Linked DNA regions of Mus musculus: region 2 is linked to region 1. The links are chromatin loops, found by intact Hi-C in ENCODE. Cell type or tissue: left cerebral cortex. All regions are shown on one strand. Each heading gives the region's core, and the rest is flanking DNA. Links, peaks and the distances in the headings are about the cores only. Region 1 overlaps Prickle2 (prickle planar cell polarity protein 2). Region 2 has its middle 60 kb from the start of Gm38862.

The links. Hi-C counts contacts between places; a loop is a spot of excess contacts. Peaks named below come from ENCODE experiments on the same cell type or tissue, not always from the same donor. Only the 100,000 strongest peaks of a DNase experiment are listed, where the experiment ranks them.
Region 2: a loop joins it to region 1, with 10 times the contacts of the local background. A loop is called at or near these places in 4 of 42 quality-filtered maps.

Annotation. Positions count from the first base shown.
Region 1 is chr6:92,393,552-92,396,466 of GRCm38, forward strand. The region is part of intron 8 of Prickle2 (prickle planar cell polarity protein 2); the gene reads right to left. Among named protein-coding and RNA genes, the nearest start is that of Gm38862, 9.5 kb to the right of the region's middle. In left cerebral cortex, for the core only: no CTCF peak of the experiment used is centred there; DNase peaks (open chromatin) are centred at 1,320, 1,681 and 2,215; H3K27ac peaks cover 2,384 bases.
Region 2 is chr6:92,343,130-92,346,044 of GRCm38, forward strand. No RefSeq gene overlaps it. Among named protein-coding and RNA genes, the nearest start is that of Gm38862, 60 kb to the right of the region's middle. In left cerebral cortex, for the core only: no CTCF peak of the experiment used is centred there; DNase peaks (open chromatin) are centred at 1,653 and 2,220; H3K27ac peaks cover 357 bases.

The DNA of each region.
Region 1 (2,915 bases), core at 204-2,703:
AACAGAGTGGAGGAAGAGAAAAGTTGCATTCGAGCTGCAGAAAGGGTTAGCCTGGTCTGATCTGAGGCCACCTATGATAGATTTAACAGGGGCAAGGGCACACATTTGCCTGATCCACACCCACAATTGCTGCTGCTGCAAAACAGATCTGAAACATCCGTGCTGGCAGAGAGGCACTTCTGAAGGTAGGGTCTACCTGCTGCCATGACAATGTCAAATGTTGGGATTTACAAAAGGAGACATGAATGGCCAAGCTGTCCCCCACTAGAGGGGGGTCTACTACATTAAGTCAGCAAACTGTCCTGTGCTGTTTAAGTTCACTGAGAGGTAGGGGTGATCTACTTCAGACCCAGATATGTTTAGAGTGTGTCCTCCAAGACCCCTGGTCCAGGATGTGCTGCCCCCAGCCCTATGAGAAGGAAAAGGAGGCCAGCAAAACAGTCCAAGAGTGAACGTACTGCAGACTTGAGAACAGGAGAGTGAACAGTTGGCTTGAAAGCCTTGTGTCCTTGGCTTAAAAGCCTTGTGTCCTTGAATGCAGCTGGGAGGTAAATCGTTCCTAGGCATCTTCCCTAAGCAAAAGACTCAGCTACTATTTATCCCACAGCATACAAATGCCTGTGGTGGGGATGGCACATCAGACACATCACCTAGGAGGAGCCATTCTGCTCCAGCTGGTACTTTTGGTCTCCCAGGTGTCCCCACTCAGTTCTGTGACAGAAAAAATAAGTGTCTTATTGGAAGCTCTATCATCTTCCTGCTGCTTGCTGTTTTCTACCCACTTGATCTCAATAAACTTGATCTTCAGAACCCAAAGGATGTCTACTATGGATCATTCGCCATGTGAAACAAGAGAACTGCAGGGAGATGGGGTAGCCAGGGCTACTTTAAAGAGCCTACTCAGTATTATGATGCCATATTACCTTTTAAAGGAAAATTGACAATATAATTTTTCACAATACAACCTCCTCACAAAAGATAATTTTGTGGCAGGATTTTGTCTTATGAGATTATATAGACCTTGCTAGCCTGGAGCATGCCATGTAAACCAAGCTGGCATTACACACAGAGATCCACCTATCTCTGCCCCCTGAATGCTGGGATTAAAGGTATGCACTACCTCATTCAGCCTGCGGCAGGGTTCTGAACCTCATCTCTATTGACATTTGGGGCTGGACAATTCTGGTGGGACTGTTCTGTGTACATATACTGCCTGGCATTGCTACAAAAATTAACTGGGATAATTATACAGTAGGCGTTAACATGGTGTCCCACTTAGAAGGCTTGCCAGCTGTTAGCTCCACTTATGACAGTAGATCTTGGTTGCCTTGGGGATGTACAGAGGCGACACTGTGGACAAGGGAGTGGGAGTGGAAAGATTCAGAAACTCAGGATGGGGATGTGAGAATCTTATGCTAAGTCGTTAAAAAAAGAGACTGTAAAGGTGGAGAAAGCAAGCTGAGAGCTCGCATGCACTGCTCTTTTCCTAATCATGGATACAATGTAATCAGTGCCTCAAACCCTTGCTGGTTTGTCCATTCCACTATGACAGGCTATACCTTGAGCCCAAATAAAGATTTCCTCCCTTAAGTCGCTTTGGTAAGGTTATTATTTTTTTTAATCATAGAAAGAAGAAACTAAGACAAGTGGAAGGATGCAGAACTTTAAGAGATGGATGAAAGCCTGTAACTATGGCAACCCTCATATACAGGGAAAATGTCAACTATTTAATCTTTCTTCTTAAAGACAAATAGATAGGTCCAAAGTGCTTGGAGCTGGCTGTCCATAGCCAATACTGGCTTGTTTGTGCAAGAGAAGAAGATAAATAGTGGGACTGGGTGAATCACACTTCTGTTTAGCTTGCTTTTAAAGCTTACTGTTCATCTAAAGGGAAGCTTTTGCTCTAGTTAGATTTATAAATCAGTTGTTTGACTAAGGTGGTACCTGGGATAAAATGAGAATAAACTGTGTATGAAATCCAGATCTAACCAGGGCAGAAGGCAGTCCTAAAAAAAGGTAAACTCCATCAATACAAATACCCACAGAAGGAGTTCATAGATAGTTTTTTTTTTTTTTAAATTCTTGTTTCCACTTTAAATAGCAACTTCTCCCTCACCCAGCATAAGTGCTATTTTTGATCACTGCTTCCGTATGGTCTTAAATATGCTTTCTCAGCCTTCCCTGCAAGTCCTCTGACTTTCCACGGTCCTGCACCTGACTAGAGAAAACAGGAGCAGGGTGGTGCTGCCAGAGGAGCAGCAGGAGGCTAGGTTTGAACCAGAGCTGAGGTTCACAGTTCCAAAGGAAGCTATCTCCTCCAAGGTTCCCTCAGCCCTGGGCTCCGCTGAGCTCCCGGGACTAGGCAAGTGCTCTCTTTGCACATGTTATCTGTGACCATGTTCTCCTCTCCTCTTCCCTTGCATTTCAGAGTGCTTGCCTGACCATTCTCTATGTAGCTGAACATAAACATTTTCTTCTCTAATCTGGCTCATTTCTTTCTTTGCACTTACCATAATCTGTTTCTCTCTCTGTTTGCACATCCCTCTTAGCTACCAAACCAATTCTCTGCTGCACTCTGCCTGAGAGCCACTCTGGTGGTTCCCTTTCTCTCTGACTCCCAGGTAAGTTTGATCAATGGGAGAGGATGAGAGACAGAAGACCAGAGGCCAAGGTTTTACTGGTCTGGCTCCTTCCTACTAGGCTACAGGTACTTTTCTTCTTGAGACTAGATTTGCAGTCCAGAGGCTGCATCTAGCTTTCCTTAATTACCTCCTGAGTGCAGCAGCTGTTTCCTGCTGGGGCCCTGACCCGAACACGGAGTATATCAGACTTATTCATCAGTGTGTAGTTGGCAACTAGCAGGGTGCCTGACACATGGTAGGCACTCAATAAATATTTGTTGAATAAATGAAAAT
Region 2 (2,915 bases), core at 292-2,791, 50 kb before region 1:
ATAAGAACTGACTCTCCTAACATCCATCATCTCCCAAAAGCTCCTTTAGGGGTAGGACTTCATGCCTACTGTCCTTTCCTATGCTGGGCTTTTTGTCTGGTTTGAGCTTTCCTGGCTCTGTGCCTGTCGTTACAAATATTGTGAGAACATATGTGTATCTGCTCTGCTCTGCTCTGTCCAGAAGTTTCCTTGTAGTCATCCGAAACCCATGGCTTTTACAGTCTTTCTACCTTCTTCCCCAGGAAAGGTTTTCTCACACAACAACTGTGTAGGCAGATAATTTATAATATTCTGTAATGTTTAGGGTCTGTAGGACCTCATAGGCCAACAATTCTAAAAGAGATAACCCATTCCTGGCACTGAACTTTTTGTCAGCCTACACTGTTCAGTCAGGTAACTCCATTTAAGCTCTTTTAATATATATGTAAGTATATATTTTCCATATAACTTTTTCAAAGGTATAGTATTAGTTATCCCTTCCCAATTCTCTCCTCTATCCTAACATCCCAGTTTAATCCTTTATATTCCATTATCTAACTTCTTATACTAGTACATTCAATCTCCCCTACCTTTAAAGTACCCCCACCTCATTGACAAAGGCCAACAGTACCAATTGGAGAAAAGCACAGCATCTTCAACAGAAGGTGTTGTTGGTCAAACAGGATAGTAGCATGGAGAAGAATAAAACCAGGTCCTTATCTCTCACCCTGAACAAAACTCAACTGCACATGGATCAAGGGCCTCAATATAAAACCTGCAACCCTGATTCTGATAGCAGGGAAAGTTGGGGATATACTTGAGCTTGTTGCCACATGAAAGGATTTTCTAAACAGGCAGTTAGACAAACAATTAATACACTAGACCCCCTAAAACTACACGCAAAGGACATCAGCATTTGAGTCAAGGGGCAGACTACAGAATGGGAAGATTTTTACCAGCTACACAGCTGGTAGAGGACTAGTATCTAAAATATACAAAGAACTCAAAAACAGAAGAAAACAAAAACAAAAGCAAAAACAAAACGAGAGAGAGAGAGAGAGGGAGAGAGAGAGAGAGAGAGAGAGAGAGAGGAAGAAGAAGAAGCAGAAGAAGAAGAAGAAGAAGAAGAAGAAGAAGAAGAAGAAGAAGAAGAAGAAGAAGAAGAAGAAGAAGAAGAAGCATGAAAACAAACAACCCAGTTTAAAACTGGGGCATGGAACTAAACAGACGTTTCTTAAAAGAAGAAACCTCTTTTTGTTTTTGTTTTTTTAATGTTCAATATGACCAGGAGTAGTTGCCCAACACAAGATGGATTCTGTGTGTGTGCACACATTTGGTTTGATTTTTTGTCTTTTTGTTTGTTTTAATTTTCTTGTTCTGTTGAGAGAGAGAGAGAGAGAGAGAGAGAGAGAGAGAGAGAGAGAGAGAGAGAGAGGAGAGCACAAAATTAGTGTATAATAGGGAAGCTCCTTAAGCAGGAAGGCAAACTACTCAAAATAACTTCAGGAAGTTCCTGAAATTGACCAGATTCACTCAGCCCCTCCCTGCCCGATTAAGTAATAAAAACTGAGAGGTCCTCTAAGATTAGAACAGAGTTGCAAAGAAGACTATCAGACAAGCCAAGCTGCAAAGAAGATTCTGAAACCAGACCAGCTAGCTGCCTGGAAGAAGCAGAAGCCGTTGGAGTTGTCTGGAAGAGGTTCAGAATAACAGACACTTTCTCATCTGTTGAGCTGCCTGCAGGCTGTGCAATGTGCTCCTGGTTCCCAGCTTTGTGAACTGTTACCCATGCTGGGGTGGGATTTGATAATGCAGTTGTTTGTGCCATTCCTGTTTCTATAAGAAACCCCGTCACCATGCCATATGTAACCCCTCATCCATATTTCTGTAAGTAACTCAAATAAAAGTCTTAGTTCACCAAGTTCGACTTTGGTTGTAATCATACTTTGGTCTGTGGGTGGCCTATCTGGGGTTAGCAGATATGTATTGTATCTCCCCAGAAAAAAAAATTGTCATGCAACAATTGGGTAGGTGGGGAGGCAGGTAGGATATTGGAGGAATTGGGAGAGGTAAAAAACATAATCAAAGTATACTGCATGAAAATAAATCAAAACAAAGTTTTATATCCTTAGCTATCAGGGAAATACAAATTGAACTACTTTGAAGTTTCATCTTTACCACAGTCAGAATGGCTAAGATCCAAAACCAGATGATGACAGATGCTGGCATGAATAGGGAAACACTTCTTGACAGATGGTAGGAGTGCAAACTGGGGTAGCCAATACGAAAAAGCAGTGTGGACGTTCTTCAAAAAGCCAGACATAAATCTACCATAGGGTTCTTTGGCATATACCTGCATCCTTTAAAAATAAGAATCATTCTTTTATTTTTAATTGTGTGTGTGTGTACTTGTGAATGCAGTGTCACCACAAGCTAAAAGAGGACACTGGATCTACTGAAGCTATAGTTACAGGCAGTTGTGAGCCTCCTGAAGTTGACTCTAGGACCAAACTGAGGTCCTCTGCAAGAGCAGCACATGCTCCTAAGCCCTGATCCATCTCTCTAGCCCACTACCTCCAAACCGTTTGTTCCTTCTTAAATATCGGTTACATAGGTTGACCTGGTTTTTGCAACTCCCCACCTCACTGCCTGCCCTCCCCTGCTATAGCTTTCTTAGTTCATATTTGGTCCTTGTCTTTTCTATCATATCACCCAGGTATAGGAACTAGTCTGGCAAAGGCAGCTTTGCCCAGGATAGTGTGCAGGGATAAAGCATGGGGTGAGTAGAGAGGGGTGTGGTTGGCCATACACTAACTGTATTATCCTGTCCATGACAGGCTCTTTGGTGGACACTTGCTGGGCATTGAGAATGGAGCAACAAAACAGACAAGAGGGGAGAAAATGAGCTGGGAATGCCAGGCATAAGGCTTCTTCTT